2 separate regions of the Homo sapiens genome follow, and region 1 is linked to region 2. Evidence: chromatin loops called from intact Hi-C (ENCODE). Cell type or tissue: OCI-LY7. All regions are shown on one strand. Links, peaks and the distances in the headings refer to the core of each region. The heading gives the core; the rest is flanking DNA.

What was found. A loop is a pair of places that touch in the nucleus more often than their neighbours do. Peaks named below come from ENCODE experiments on the same cell type or tissue, not always from the same donor. Only the 100,000 strongest peaks of a DNase experiment are listed, where the experiment ranks them.
Region 1: it touches region 2 in a loop (6-fold over the local background); 2 of 110 quality-filtered maps call a loop at or near these places.

Annotation. Positions count from the first base shown.
Region 1 is chr13:28,801,982-28,810,323 of GRCh38, reverse strand. No RefSeq gene overlaps it. Among named protein-coding and RNA genes, the nearest start is that of MTUS2, 14 kb to the left of the region's middle. In OCI-LY7, for the core only: a CTCF peak has its summit at 4,921 (motif pointing left); a DNase peak (open chromatin) is centred at 4,903.
Region 2 is chr13:29,468,432-29,476,773 of GRCh38, reverse strand. All of the region lies in intron 9 of MTUS2 (microtubule associated scaffold protein 2), which reads right to left. It overlaps MTUS2-AS1 (MTUS2 antisense RNA 1), which reads left to right. Exons shown (of 3, transcript NR_046378.1): 3 at 1-259. Among named protein-coding and RNA genes, the nearest start is that of MTUS2-AS1, 15 kb to the left of the region's middle. In OCI-LY7, for the core only: CTCF peaks have their summits at 4,007 and 4,215; DNase peaks (open chromatin) are centred at 4,233 and 4,973.

The DNA.
Region 1 (8,342 bases), core at 248-8,247, 670 kb after region 2:
AATCATGGTGGAAAGCAAAGGGGAGCAGGCATCTCACATGGTAGGAGCAGAAGAAAGAGAGGTATGGGGGGAGGTGCTACATGCTTTTAAACAACCAGATCTTGTGAGAACTCACCCACTATCATGAGAACAACACCAAGAGGATGGTGCTGAGCCATACATGGAAAAATCCACCCCCATGATCCAACCACCTCCCACCAGGCCCCACCTCCAACACTGGGGATTACAATTTCACTTGAGATTTGGATGGGGACACAGATCCAAAGCCAGTCTCCCCAAATCTCATGTCTTTCTCACATTGCAAAATACAATCATCCCTTCTCAACTGTCCTTCAAAGTCTTAACTCATTCCAGCATTAACTCAAAAGTCCAACGTCTCATTTGAGACAAGACAAGTCCCTTCCACCTATGAGCCTGTGAAGTCAAAAACAAATTAGTTACTTCCAAGATGCAATAAGGGTACAAGGGTTGAGTAAATATTCCCATTCCAAAAAGGAGAACTCTGACAAAAGAAAGGGGCTATAGGCCCCATGCAAATCTGAAACCCAGCAGGACAGTCACTAAATCTTAAAGCTCCAAAATAATCTCCTTGACTCCATGTTTCACACCCAGTGCACACTGGTATGAGAGGTGGGCTCCCAGGGCCTTGGGCAGCTCTGCCCTTGTGTCTTTGCAGGGTTCAACCCCCATGGCTGCTCTCATGGGCTGGCGTTGAGCACCTGTGGCTTTTCCAGGTGCGGGGTGGAAGCACTTGATGGATCAACTATTCTAGGGTCTAGTGGATGGTGGTCCTCTTCTCACAGCTCCACTAGGCAATGTCCCAGTGGGGACTCTCTGTGGGGCTCCTACCCCACATTTCCCCTTCCCACTGCCCTAATAGAGGTTCTCCATGAGGGCTCCACCCCTGCATTAGGCTTCTCTCTGGACATCCACGCTTTTCCATACATTCTCTTAAATCTAGGCAGAAGCTCCAAACTTCCACTCTTGCATTCCGTGCACCCACAGACTTAACACCACATGGAAGTCACCAAGGCTCATGGCTTGCACCCTCTGAAGCAATGGCCCAAGCTTCACTTGGGCCCCTCTGAGCCACAACTGGAGTTAGAGCTAGAGTGCCTGGGATATGGGGAGCAGTGTCCTGAGACTGCACACAGTAGCAGGCTGCACAGGGTAGCACGTCCCTGGGCCTGGCACACTAAACCATTCTCTTGTCCCAGGCCTTTGGGCCTGTGATGGGAGAGGCTGCCACAAGGTCTCTGAAATGTGAGGTCTCAAAAGTCCTCTTTGAGGCCTTTTCCCCTTTGTCTTGGCTATTGGCACTTGCCTTTTTAGTCTCGCAAATTTCTCTAGCAAATGCTTGCTCCACAGACTGCTTGGATTCATCCCCTGAAAATGGGCTTTTCTTTTCTCTATATGGTCAGTCTGCAAACTTTCCAAACTTTTATGCTCTGCTTCCCCTTTAAATATAAGTTCCAACCTTAGATCATTTATTTGCTCATGCATATGAGCATAGGCTGTTAGAAGCAGCCAGGACAAATATTGAATACTTTACTGCTTAGAAATTTCTTCCACCAGAAGGCTAAATCATCACTCTCCAGGTCGAGGTTTTACAGATCCCTATGGCAGGGGCACAATGCAGCCAAGTTCACAGCTAAGACAACAAAACTGACCTTTGCTCTGGTTCCCAATAAGTTCCTCGTTTTTATGTGACACCTCCTCATCCTGGCCTTCTCTGTCCATATTTCTATCAGCATTTTGATCACTGCCATTTAGCCAGTCTCTAGGAAGTTCCAAACCTTCCCTCATCTTCCTGTTTTCTTCTGAGCCCTCCAAACTCTTCCAACCTCTGCCTGTTACCCAATTCCAAAGTCACTTCCACATGTTCCAGTGTCTTTATAGTAATGCCCTACTCCTTGGTTCCAATTTTCTGTGTTAGTCCATTCTTGCATTACTATAAAGGAATACCTGAGACTGGGTAATTTATGAGAAAAGAGGTTTCATTGGCTCATGGTTCTGCAGGCTGTACAGGAACCATAGCAGCTTCTGCTTCTGGGGAAGCTTCAAGAAGCAGGGCAGAAGGCAAAGGGGGAGAAAAGCATCTCACATGGCCAGAGCAATAGCAAGAAAGAGAGCGGGGACGTGCTACACAGTTTTAAATAACCAGATCTTGTGAGAACTCACTCACTATCATGAGAGCAGCACCAAAGGAATGGTGCTAAACCATTCATGAAGGATCCACCCCCATGATCCAATCACCTCCCACCCAGCCCCACTTCCAACATTGGGGATTCAACGTGAGATTTGATGGGACACAGATCTACACCATATCAATTTGTAACACTTTTTCTGCTGACTCTCACACTGTGGGATATTTCCTAATATATTTGCAATTGTTTATTTAGAGATCTTTTTTTTTTCCTGGACTCATTTTACTGATGGGTTGGTCTTTTTATAATCCACACTTTTACTGATGATGCAGCCCTTAAAGGCTTTATGCAGAGATTTTAGCTCCGACATCTCCGGTTGTAGAAACCAAAGATCTAATCTTCTACCCACAAAACATCAAAACCCTAGTTTATAGGTCATCTATTTATTGAGTACTGTACCCACTTACTTACCACTCTGGCCTCATCTTTCTCTTTTTCTTTTAGTGCCTGGCTTACTTTCTTGTGAATTTAGCTATGCATTTAAATGTGTCATTATGGCCTGAGTTCTCCTAAATGCAGACCATGAGACAAAATCTTATGTGCAGGTAATTTATTTGGGAAATGATCCCAGGGAACAGCAAAAAGACATGAGTGAAGGGGGGAAAAACAATATTAAAATTCATTATCAAGTTAGCCACTGCTCCAGATGACTTATGCTTGATCTTGCTGGGCTCTTATAAAATGCATCACAGATACATCTCCTTGCGTCGCTCATATCTCTTGTGCTTCCTACTAAACTCAATTCGTAAAATAGTTCCATTCTCAGTGGCAGCCAGCAGTAATCTCTAAAAAGCCTTAATACCAGTGGGTTAGAGGACCAAGCTACAGCCTCTTCTGTTGTGCCTGGTGCCTAGAAGGTAACTGATAATGAACATTTTCCTCCTCTATTTTCCATTCCAGATTTTCTTTACCTCTGCCAAGACTTTGGCCAGGCTAGTTTACTTGTCAGGTGGGGCTTGGCCCCTTAGTGGCCTTGTCTCTGTTTAGCCATGACCTCTTCAATTGCCCATTCATTGCTGTTGCTGGTCATGGAAGCACTCCCCTGCATTCTGGCATACTCCTGCCCACCTTGCGCAGCAACAATTGTAGCTCCTCACGATAACCAGGATCAACATCTCCTGCCAGAATAATAACTACTTTCTTTGCCTGCTGGTCTATTGGCATGGGAAGCTCAAAGTGACCAGATGGTAGTTGTACCTTCAAGTTCTTTGGAACTATTGCAGTGATCAGAGCCTCTAATCCAGCAAAGTCCAAGGTTTCAGAGGAAGCACACATTATGAGTGGGTCACTGGGAGTATTGATGAGAGGACCTACTCCTTCTTCTGTTCTGTGGTTCTTGGACCAATATATTTTAGCTATTGACCACACAGCACCACATTAGCCAATAGGTTAGCACACATACCTGAGAAGGTTTTGCCACAAAATATATGTATATACGTGTGTGGGCATGCAGGTTTGTGAGTGTATGTATAAGCTTCTTATTCCTGGAGGAGGGTCTGTATTTTTCTGCTCAGGCCGAGCTGAAAGCCAACATTGGGTACCAGCATGGAGGCAATGGCGGGACCACGTGGGCAGATCTTGAAGAGCACAACACCACGTCATGGGGCATAAGCCTTAGGTGATATTTACACAGGAAATCAAGCAAGTGGAGTTTTCTCTCCTCTAGCAAGAGGGAATGACCTGCTTCTACCAGCCCAGATGTTCAAGGAAATCTAGGGATTCAAAATACTCAGGCTTGTCAGCCCTAACATCCCTATCCAAGACCTCAGGACCTTCTTGTCTTGTATCAGAGCCCTGATTCTGACACGGGAGACCAGTTGAGGCTGTGCCATCAGTCTCCTGGGAAGCTCTGCCACAATCCTTATAATTATTTTCCCCAAACTGTTACATTTTAAACATACTTCAAATCTCAATGCTTTCATTTCCATTTTTGCCTCAGTCTAATCCATCAGATGAGAGAATCTTTTTTTTTTTTTTTTTTTTTTTTTTGAGACGGAGTCTCGCTCTGTCGCCCAGGCCGGACTGCGGACTGCAGTGGCGCAATCTCGGCTCACTGCAAGCTCCGCTTCCCGGGTTCACGCCATTCTCCTGCCTCAGCCTCCCGAGTAGCTGGGACTACAGGTGCCCACCACCGCTCCCGGCTAATTTTTTGTATTTTTAGTAGAGACGGGGTTTCACCTTGTTAGCCAGGATGGTCTCGATCTCCTGACCTCATGATCCACCCGCCTCGGCCTCCCAAAGTGCTGGGATTACAGGCGTGAGCCACTGCGCCCGGCCAAGAGAATCTTATTAATTTTGGTGCCACTGCGTACCAGGATTATCACTCTCAATGTATGCTAGCAATGGAGTCCTTATTGCTGTCTGACTGGAAAGTGATCCAGCCAAAATCCCATCCTGAGGGGCTGTTTTCCAGAGCTACTTCTAGAACTGTCTTAGCACAGGTTGCCCTAAAAGCAGAGAACGAGGGGGTGTAAGAGGAAGTTCATGTTCAAGTAGATTACTGGGTAAATGATCCCAAAAAGCAGCTATATAGAAGGCAGTTGTAGAACATGGAAGGAGGTCATGTAAAATATTGGATGCTTTATTGAGTTGGCCACTCAGAAGGTGAATGGCATCGGATCTTTCCAGGTCCTTTGAAAGAACATGTTATAAAACGCATCTCAGAGCACCTCTGCCTGGTGGCGGCACCGTCTGAAACATAAGGAGCGCCCTCTGGTGGCCACACCGCCTGGGAAGTGAGGAGCGCCTCTGCCCAGCCGCTGTGCAACCCTCCAGGTGTGAAGTGGCAGCCTTGTGTGTGATCTTTCTGCCCTCCTCAAGTTTGCATTTTCCACAGTAAAGTTTACTTTTAAATTAGAAGATTTAAATTGGGGAAGATTAAAAAATGCGTCTCAGAAATATCCTCCTGGGAGATGAAAGGGGACACTCTTTTAGCCACTGGCTTCCATTTTCTATTGGTCAAGGGCGGTGCAGGAGTTTTAACTCACCCACTCAGCTAGAGTGTGCATGTGTGAGAGATGAGAAGTGTCTACAGGTACCCCATGCCATGATGCCAGAGATTCTTCAGGGAGGAAAGCGAGAGATCCACAGGGCATAATCAAGGTGAGGGTACTGCCTGGTTACACTGGCATGAGGCTGGTCTAAGCCTCTTGAAATCGGTTGCTGCAACAGCAGCTGGAACAAACAGTGGGACCAAGGGAATTTGCAGAGATCTCACAAGCAGCATCCATCACAGCTATTCATTGGATATTTTATAGTATTTTAAAGTATTTAAGTCAGGAGTTTTTTTTTTCCTAGAATATGCAGTCTCTCTAAATCTGGAAGGAGAATAACCACACTAGTCTCTGTGCATGTGTCTATGGAGTTGGCTTGAGAAGTCTCACAGTGGGATGGGAAAAGCACCAAATATGTCAAAGCCAGAAGATATTTTTTCTGGTCTTACATTGGCTATATAACCTGAGCAGGTTACTTAGCTTCTGTGAGGCACAGTTTCTCCATCAAAAAGGAAGGGGAATAAGAAAAACTGTGTCACCTCCCTTGTAGGACAGGAATCAAAGATGTAATAAATGCAAGTGTGTTTTATAAACTGAAAAATGCCATACATATATAATTTATGATAATTATAAACATTAAGGCATATTCTTGGTGACCTGGCTGTCCTCTGCACTCCCAGAACAAAACCCACACTGAGACTTGGGCTGTTGATAAGAAAAAAATTGACATGAGATGGATGCTTTCGAGGAGAGAGAAAAAAGTAACCAGATGTGATAGTATTCTTTACAATGAAGCAGACGTGTTCCAGTCACATAAAATGTGACCAGAAGCAAGGTAAATGGAACCCTTGTGCACTGTGATGTGAATATGAGATGGTACAGCCACTGAAGAAAACAGTGTGGAGGCTCCCCAGAAAACTAAAGACAGAACTACCATATGCTCCAGCAATTTTTCTTCTGGGTATATTCCCAAAAGAATGGAAAGCAGGGACTCAAACAGATATACGCACACCCATGTTAATAGTAGCATTATTTACACCAGCCAAAAGGGAAAAGCAACGAAGTGTCTGCTGATGGGTGAATGGATAAACCAAATATGATCTATCCCTACAATGGAATATTATTCAGCCAAAAAAAAAAAAATCCTGATACATGCCACAACATGGATGAACCATGAGGACATTATGCTAAATGAAATAAGCCAGTCACAAAAAGACAAATACTGTACAATTCCACTCATACAAGGTACCTAGACTAGTCAAGTTGATGGAGACAAGAAGTCGGATGGTGGTTGCCAGGGGCTGGGGGCAGGGGGAATGTGGAGTTGATGTTTAATGGGTACAAAGTTTTAGTTTCACAAAATGGAAAGAGTTCTGGAGGTGGATGGTGGTGATTGTTGCACAACAATGTAAATGTACTTAACACTGTTTAAAAATTGTTACGGTGGTAAATTTTATGTGTATTTTACCATAATTTTTAGAAACGTAACCAGGGATTGAAATAATATAGAAGGCAAAGGGGCGATTTTCACAAGAGCACCCACGGCATCAAGGATCAATGGGATCTTTGTCTTCCTAGGCGTTTTGTCCTGGATCTGCGTAAGGCTGGGGGTGTGTGTGCAGGCATCTCCATCCAGTGATGGGGAGCCATACCTCCCCATTTCAAACACACTGCCCAGCTCCTGGGTACGTGTGCCCCATAAGTCCTGCTCCACATACAGAGGCTCAGGACCGCCCAGCTTCTCCTCATCCTTCCGCTGCTGCTTTGCCACCACCAACCTGGTTCCAGGGAGAATGGTAATCCTTTCATCCTGAGCAGGGAAAATGGAACAGAACAACCAAAGGCCCAAAGGCAGACCACTCTAGCTTCTGGCCGTGTTGCTTAGAGCCAGCCTTAACTGTCTTTCCTCCCTTAGCAGGGTTCATGACACATTGCCTGCAGTTACTAAATACCATCAACACCGCCTCCTCCAATGTAGATTACATAGTTGGTTACCGTTCTTGAAAATGGCCTATGATTTACTTTTGGCTTTAATATTCAAGAGCTGAAGGACTTCTTTTTGTTCTTCTAAAATTTGGTTACAATTTGGAGTACTATAGCTAACACCCTAAAGAAAAAAAAGGCATAAACTGCGTTGGCTGTTTTTGTCTCAATAATGCACACTCCTTTTGTAAGTTTGCCTTGAAAGTCTGTTTTTACTGAGATTTGAGATTGCTCTGCTTTTTGTTTTCTAGTGGCAAAAATTATGGGAAATGAAACAAAATCATAAATTCTGTCCCTAGACCTGTGGTAAATTCCCCCAGGCAATTATGTTTGCTGTGGCGAAAACATTAGTAAAATAAAATGCCTGCAACCCTCTTTGTGCTATTTAAATTTCAAATGCATTATAAGTCCCTTGGGAATATGACATTAATTTAGGGCTATAACTAAAATTCCGTATTTTAAAAAACATGTTATTTGCTTCCCTTTGCTTTTTTTATATACTTAATAGTGGATTAAACTTTAGTTATTATGGCAAAGCCTATTGGAAAGTGTACACATGGATTTTACCACAGAATTTGCCGTAGAGCACACAAAGAATCCTTTTCAGGAAACCTGATCTATTCAAACTAGTTTTTCTGATGTTTCCCTACCTGTTATTTATGTTAAAGATCTAAAGTCCTCATCACAGAAGACCTTGCAAGAGGCTTTCTTAGCAGAATGACAATCCCCTAGCATTTTACCTATGATCTCAAAAAGGCATTTCTCTGCCAAGTAGTAAATATTAACCCCCAAAATCTGAATATGATTGTAAAATTGCAGAATGCTGGTACACACATTACTTATATTCCTTTGAGCCTTCCATATTTTGGCCAGTTTGGCCCAAGAAAGTCCTTTTCTTTTTTTTTCCTAGGCATTCATTTCTCAACAGGTGTTCACTGATCATCTACTTTGTGCCAGCACAGTGTGACAGCAGTAAACACATCACACATAGTCTCTGTACTTAGGAAATTCACATCCTAGGCAATTTCAGATTGTGCAAGGACCATGGAAAAAATAAATAAGATCCTACGATAAAAACTTGGAAGGGTTGAGTATGTACTTTGGCTGTGAGTCTCCAGCACTGTCTTCCAGGCAGAGGGAAGGAAAGTGACAATTCCCT
Region 2 (8,342 bases), core at 36-8,035:
ACTCCAGGTGAAATATAACTAATCCAGCTGCCTTGGAGGGAAAAGATATCTTTCAAAATTGAAATGACAGGAATGGCAGCATTATGGGTGGGAGATAAAGAATCTGGGTTTCTTTCAGGGGTGATGAAAATGTTCTAAAACGGATTGTGGTGACAGTTTTCCACAACTCGGAATATACTGAAAACCACCACATTGTATACTTAAATGGGTGGGTTGTATGGTATGTGAATTATATCTCAATAAAATTTTTACCAAAAGAGAGGAAGAACATTTTTAAAAAACTAACATAACATGGAATATATCTCAGAGGATAAATTTAGATGTTTTTATAGAAGGAAAGTTCATATTCTGATTTTAAAACTCTAGATAACAATGGTGAAGATAAATGCTGGCAAAATAAAACAATGAAAACCCTACCACAACACTGTTGTATATACAAACACACATACATATATACATATATGGATATCCAGTCATGCATTGCTTAATGATGGGGATACGTTCTGACAAATGCTTTATTAGGAAATTTCATCATTGTGCAAACATCATGGAGTGTAGGCATAGCCTACTACCCACCGAGGCCATATGGTGTAGCCTACTGTTCCTAGGCTACAAACCTGTAGAGCATGTTACTGTACTGAATACTGTAGGAAGTTATAACACAATGCTAAGTATTTGTGAATCTAATCATATCTACACATTAACAAGGTACAGTTAAAATACGGTATAAAAGATAAAAAACGGTACACCTGCACGGGGTACTTACCATGAATGAAGCCTGCAGGACTGGAGGCTCCTCTGGGTAAGTCAGTGAATGATGAGTGAATGTGAGGGCCTACGACATGACTGTACACTACTATAGACTTTAGAAACACCATACACTTAGGCTACACTAAATTTATTTAAAAAAATTTTTCTGTGCTCAAGATAAGTTAACTTCAGCTTACCATAACCGTTTTACTTGACAAACTTTTTGATTTTTTCAAACTTTTTGACTCTTTTGTAATAACACTTAGCCTAAAATGCACATACACTGTAAAGCTGTTCAAACATGGTTTTTCTTTATATCATTATTCTAAAAGCTTTTTTCTATTTTTAAAATTTTTATTTACTTTTTTACTTTTTAAGCTTTTTTGTTAAAAACTAAGACACAAATGCATATATTAGCGTAAGCCTACACAGGCTCAGGACCATCAATATCTCCATCTTCCAACTCCACATCTTGTCCCACTGGAAGGTCTTCAGGGGCAGTAACATCCATGGAGCTGTCATCTCCTAGGAAAACAATGCCTTCTTCGGCAGTACCTCCTGAAGGACCTGCCTGAGGATGTTTTGCAGTAAATTTTGTTTTATAATAAATAGAAGGAGCACCCTCTAAAATAATTATAAAAATATAGCATAGTAAATACATAAACCAGTAACAAAGTCATTTATATTATCAAGTATTATGTACTAAACATAATTATATGTGCTAGACTTTTATACGATTGGCAGCACATTAGGTTTGTTTATACCAGCATCACCACAAAGATGTGAGTAATGCATTGTGCTATGAGGCTCTGACGTCACCGGGTGATAGAAATTTTTCAGCTGCATTATAATCTTGTGGGACCACCTTTGTACATGAGGTCTGTTGTTGACTGCAATGTTGTTATGTGGTGCATGGCTGTACATGGAACCTAGGAATCATTCTTACCACTTCTTAGCTAGAGATACATTGAGCACATAAAACTCAAATGAAAATAATAAGAAAAATGCTAATCATTTATTTTGTTTTTAGAAAGTACTGTTTTGCATGGGAAAAAATTATTTATCACGTGCCAAGATCAGTAGCTTTAACTCCAGAAGATCAAGGCAATAAGTTGGCTTGTGTAGGTGGAATAAAACAGACAGAACACATATAAATGAATAAAAACAACTTATTCACATTGATGAAAAAATTAAATGACACATATCTTTTAATACAATAATTTCACAAGTGCACAAAAATCTGAGTCAAGGACAACCACTATAGCATAATTTGCCTTAGGGAACTAGTAGGGGGCTACTCAAATTATGATGAGTAGGTTGAATCCTGTGCCAATGGGATATAGATAACCAGTAAAAAAAATAAGGCAAATCTTTTTGTAGTATCATGGAATGACCTCCGTAATATATTGTTAAACCAAGAAAAGGCAACAAGCAAAACAGTGTAATTGTAAAATTACATTTGTGATAAAAAGTGTATCTATATTTCTACTCTTTCTCCTTTGGGAGGTTGGGTGCCAAGGTACAGGGATTCACTGTATGTTGAATTCCTGTCATGATATATATTTCATTAAATCCCTGTTTATTGTTTGCATGACTTAGAAGTAAAAAGATTTTTAAAATTATTGTCATAATTAAAGAGAAGTCTGGGTTTTCAAAAGTTCTGGTAAAAGTTCAATTTCACTTAGTTTTATCCATGTCAGTGATAGGACGATTCATGGACCAGGCACTCTACTAGAGGCTCAGAAATGATTGGGTTTCATTCTAGGGCTGTCCCTGAACTGCACTGTTGTCTTAAATAAATCACAAACTGGGTACACCTCAGTTTTGCTGTCTATAAAGTGGCAAAGTAATCACTTTTTGCACATATAGCTCCAATCCCCAAATTCCCAATTGCTATTATAAAATGAGAGGTGATGCTTACATTCTTCCAATGGCTCTCTGTTGTAAGCCCTAGGCCTGTAGAAAATATTGGATAATAAGAGCAGCTGGCACCAGGGGAAATGGCTCCAATAATGGAGTCCCTAAAGAAATAAATATCCTGTTGCCTCTAGTAAACCTTCAGAAGTCTATCTATTTGGGCACTTTTCAGACAGAGATTAATGTAAGCTAATTTAATAGCATTAGACAACACCTGGAGTTTCACTTTCATTATTTATTTCTACTCACGTAAAAACATTTAATCCTTTAGAGTGAAAGGCAGACACCACTATCATAAACCCCTACAATCTAGGGAGCTGAGAAAATAAATATTCAAATAATCAGATTATGATTGGCCAAGAGAATATATCATTTCTAATTTATAAGCATAGATTTGAAAAGCAAAAGTAGGATTATAATCTGTTGTACAGTTTTAAATAACTGATGATTATTGACAATGAATAATACACACACATCTGATATAAAAATACCTAAAATATTATTAAAACTGCATTCTGAACATCCTCCGACATATATAATATATAAAGATATCAATCTACCAACTTCTTAGTGTAAACCAGTAAGATGTAGTGTGATCCTTGAAACAACAGCAGAGTAAAATTGCTGTTGGAACCATTTATAAGACAAGCTTAATTTCAACCACAGTTCATAAATTGAGTAGGAGAACACTCAGCGAGTAAGATCAATTTGCTCTCAACGACTGTCCCAAGTGTCTTCTGCATAATTGTAACTTTACATTGGTTTTCCAAAGAGGCAGCCAAAATAGGTGGTTACGGAACTAGACTGAAACAAAAGAGAACTATCTGGCTCTACAGCTCGTAATAAAATCTTAAATAAGAATATTATGTGGCCTTTTAGGTCATAGCAAATGCTTTATAATAGCTATAAAATAAATGATGAACCAATACTTTGTGTGTATATATAATATATATACATGTTACCATTATATATACACACATATAGTATATATTATTTACATATTTACATGCACATTATACATATTTAGGTCACTATAATAGTCACTATCATTACATACTGATGATAGACAATACCACAGTTAGATAAAAGATTAAGTTGTTTCTTCAAGAGATTGGGAGTAATTGAAAAGACAAAATAACTGTCAAGGACAAAATTTAATTTAAAAAATTACCCTTAATGTCACTACACAAAGAAAATGAAAATTTAAATTGTGTAATCCCTTCATAGCATTTCAGTGGTGTGAATTCTTAATATCCTGTTAGGAATTTCCCATGTCTTCCTACCTAACATTTTATGGCTACTTTATATTCTCATGTTCGTGTAACACAATTTATATTCTCTCATTATTGCACAATTAGTTTGTTTCCAAGATTTGCCATTATAGACAAATGCAACAAACATGTTCACCCATATATCATTTTGCTTTTTTCATTTAGGATACATTCCTAGGTGTAAAATTACATGGGATTAGATATTATGAGCATCTTTATGCAGTGTAGTTTTTCTTTTTTGGTGGCACAGATCCTTGTAACAAACCTGTGACCACCAGGCGGAGCTATGCTGCCTGAAAAATGCCCCCTGGTGGCAAATGTCTTTGTCCAAACCCGTTAGGTCACAGGAACATCCGCAAGGTGGTCAGGGTGGGTTGCATGAAACACAGCTGCCTGGGATCCCGGACACACTACCCTGTAGAGCCCTACTCTCTCTAATTACTGATTTTTGATGACAATGTTAAGAAGTGAGAAAGGAACGGCTGAAAATGAAGGATGAAAGTTCATGGACCATGGCTGGGCACGGTGGCTCACGCCTGTAATCCCAGCACTTTGGGAGGCTGAGGCAGGCAGAACACCTGAGGTCAGGAGATGGAGACCAGCCTGGCCATGGTGAAACCCCATCTCTACTAAAAATATAAACATTAACCAGGCTTGGTGGCACGTGCCTGTAATCCCAGATACTTGGGAGGCTGAGGCAGGAGAATCGCTTGAACTCGGGAGGCAGAGGTTACAGTGAGCCGAGATCATGCCACTGCACTCCAGCCTGGGTGACAGAGCAAGACTTCATCTCAAAAAGAAAAACAACAGAAAGTTCATGGACCAAGAGTGAAAGAACAGGAGTCACTGGGACTCTTGTCATCTCTGCAGGTCCCTGCAGCATCTCTCGGGCCTGGTGACCAAAAGGGAGCTGGCGCTGTGAAAATCACAGGTGGCATCTGCGAGTGCTTCCTGGGTGCCAAGCACCTGCCTCATACCGTTACCCACAGTAAGCCTACTAGGGGTCCCGTAAGTAGCCTAATCCATTTGCAAAGAGCAGGCAGGGGCTCAGAAAGAGGAACTAAGTGACCTAAGATCAATGTGTCGGGGGGGGCTGGGCCTGCAGAGCAGAGGCTGGAGCATAAGCTGAAGCCTCTCCTCTTGTCCACGCCTCCAGTGGGGGCCTCCATGATGCACCCGTGTGGTAATAGTGGGAGGGAGGACAATGCCTCACCATAGCTTCCTAAAAACAACCACTGTTGTAAACTGCAACACATCTCTTTACCTGTCTGTCTCCCGCAGCAGTGGGCAAGGACAGTTGCTATCCTCATTTTTGTATCTGTGTTCAGATAGGCAGGCCAACAGTCAATAAACTGGCGTTGACTTTATGTCATCTCTTGTGTGACAAGCATAGTTCTTGGCATAGTGGAGAACAGATGCTGTCATGGCGGGCAAACAAATGAGCAAAAAATGTAGGAAGCAAAATTTCATTTTATTTTATTATTATTATTATTATTTTTGAGATGGAGTCTCGCTCTGTTGCTGGAGTGCAGTGATGTGATCTTGGCTCACAACATCCTCTGCCTTCTGGGTTCAAGCGATTCTCCTGCCTCAGCCTCCCGAGTAGCTGGGATTACAGGCACGCGCCACCAAGCCCAGCTAATTTGTGTATTTTTAGTAGAGATGGGGTTTCACCATGTTGGCCAGGCCGGTCTCAAACTCCTGACCTCAAGTGAGCTGCCCGCCTCAGCCTCCCAAAGTGTTATGATCACAGGTGTGAGCCACCCCGCCCCGCCAGGAAGCAAAATTTCAGATAGTAAAAATTTTAGATAAGTGCAGTAAAGAAAGTGAAATAGAAGCAAGGCTAGGGAAAGACCGGGGAAAGGGGAAGGCAAGTTCAGCTGGGGTGGATAAAGAAGGCTGTTCGGAGAAGACACCATTCAAACAGACTTGAATGACAGAGAAGAATGTGGAGAGATGGGGAAAGGGAGTCCCAGTTAGAAGGAACTGCAAGTACCAAGGTCTTAAGATGGGAAAAATTCTAGCATACTGCGGAGAGAAAGACAACCAGTGGGGCCTGAGTGCCCATGGAGGAGAGCAGAAGGAGGTGAAGTTCCAGAGGAAGGTAGGGACTTATCATGCAGGGCCTGTGGCCCCTCAAAAGAGTTAGGGTTATGCTCAGGTAACAGTGGAAAGTCCCCAGAGAGTATCAAACGGGATAACAGGAACGAATGAAGCTTTTAAATCCCTCTGGTAGTTGCATGGAGAACAGACTGTAGGAGGCAAGGATGGAAGCGAGGCAATCAGTGAGGAGAATGTGTTTGGAGCCCAGGTGGTGAGATTCAGTGATGACTTGGACTCAGGCTGTTGCATGGGGAGGAATGGATTGATGGGGGATGCATTTGGGAGGCAAAGACAAATTGACTTGCTTATGGATGGGATGAGGGAGGTGCAGGACAGACAGTAATCTTACAGTGGAATTCCCCTCTGGGTCACAATCCTCAGGAAGGGCGTTTCTGGATGTTAGAGGTTGTCAGTTAGTATGAAAAATATAAAATTCAAGACTGCTAAATTTTGATAAGCCTTTCATGATTAGTGATAGTATCACCTGGTTCACATGCTGTGGTGTATTTTATACAGTACTGAGTTATTAAAAGCATGGAGCCTCAGGATGGACTCTAGTTATTAAACTCCCCCAGTGCGGTGGGGTAGGTTAATAGTTGTGTTTTTCTCCCTGAGGGTCTGTAAACAGTTTGTGAAAGGATATTTGAGATTTGGCTGTACTAAGGTGAAGGGCATTTTGGGCATTAGGAGTCTGGGATGGGATGTAAAAAATACATAAATATTTCTTATCAAGGTGGCATTTTAAAGGGCACTGATGTTTTCCTTCCCTGTGAGCCAAACTTTGAGAACACAGACCCCAAACTGGATGACTACAGAGGCCTCCAGATCCCCTAATCCATGTCAGGAGTGCTGCATTGAAATCTCACCCCTTCTTTCTTTTTTTTTTAAAAAAACTAAATTTTATTTATTTTTATTATTAATTTTTAGAGACAGGGTCTTGCTCTGTCACCCAGGCTGGAGTGCAGTGGCACAATCATGACTCACTGCAGCCTGTAACTCTTGGGCTCAAACGATCCTCCCGCTTTGGCCTTCCAAATTTCTGGGATTATGGGTGTGAGCCACTGCACCCAGCCTTCTTTCTTTCTTTCTTTCTTTTTTTTTTTTTTGAGACATAGTCTTGCTCTGTTGCCCAGGCTGGAGTGCAGTGGCGCGATCTTGGCTCACTGCAACTTCTGCCTCCCAGGTTCACGCCATTCTCCTGCCTCAGCCTCCCCAGTAGCTGGGACTACAGGCGCCCACCACCACGCCCAACTAATTTTTTGTATTTTTAGTAGAGACAGGGTTTCACTGCATTAGCCAGGATGGTCTCCACTCCTGACCTCGTGATCCACCAGCCTCGGCCTCCCAAAGTGCTGGGATTACAGGCGTGAGCCACCACGCCTGGCCGCCTTCTTTCTTAAAGAATTTACTGTACGCTGAATCCTGCAGGTCAGAGTTTCCCGATAAAGAGAGATTAGAAGGGGTGGGTGGAAAAAGTGAAAAGTCCAGGAAGGGGAGTGGTCACAGGAGGGAGAAGGACAAAGCAGAAGCCAGGCAGGAGAGGCGGGGCAGGAGCCTCTGGCCCAGGCTCCGTCCACACCAGCCATGGGAGCTTCAGCAAGGCACAGGCCTCTCAGGGGCCCAGCATTCTCATCCGTCAAACGAGGAGGTTGGGCACCTTCAGTATTCAGCCCCTTTCTGTCCTAGCATCCTAAAATTCTATGGGTATTGTGATGATGCAGGGGTATCTATTACATCCACTATTGTCTGTTAAAGCTAACAGGGAAAGGTGTACCAGTTTTTATTATAATTTCCTTCCAAAATGGGCCCCTGAAGAGATAAGCTTCAATTACAGGACAAACATGCTTTTGCAGAATCACTTCATGTCCCAGTGACATGAGGAATTCATAGCAATATCAATGCCTGGCATCTGTATGAGTTTCATAGTTTATAAAGGTTCTTAACACACAATATTAATTTGTTTAACCTTCACTGCATATTGCAAAGATGGGTGAAGCAGGCATTTTCCCCCTGATTTACTAGATGAAATAGAGGCTTGGAGGGGTTCAGTGACTCATCTAAGCTAACACAGCTAGAAAGAGACAAGCCAGGACTCAGTCCAGGTGTTCAAATCTCAGTAATGTGTGTGTGTGTGTGTGTGTGTGTGTATTTTGAGACAGGGTCTCACCCTGTCACCGGGGCTGGAGTGCAGTGATGCAATCTCAACTCTCTGCAACCTCTGTGCAGCCCAGGTTCAAACAATTTTCCTGCCTCAGCCTCCTGAGTAGCTGGGATTACAGGTGCCCGCCACCACAACTGGCT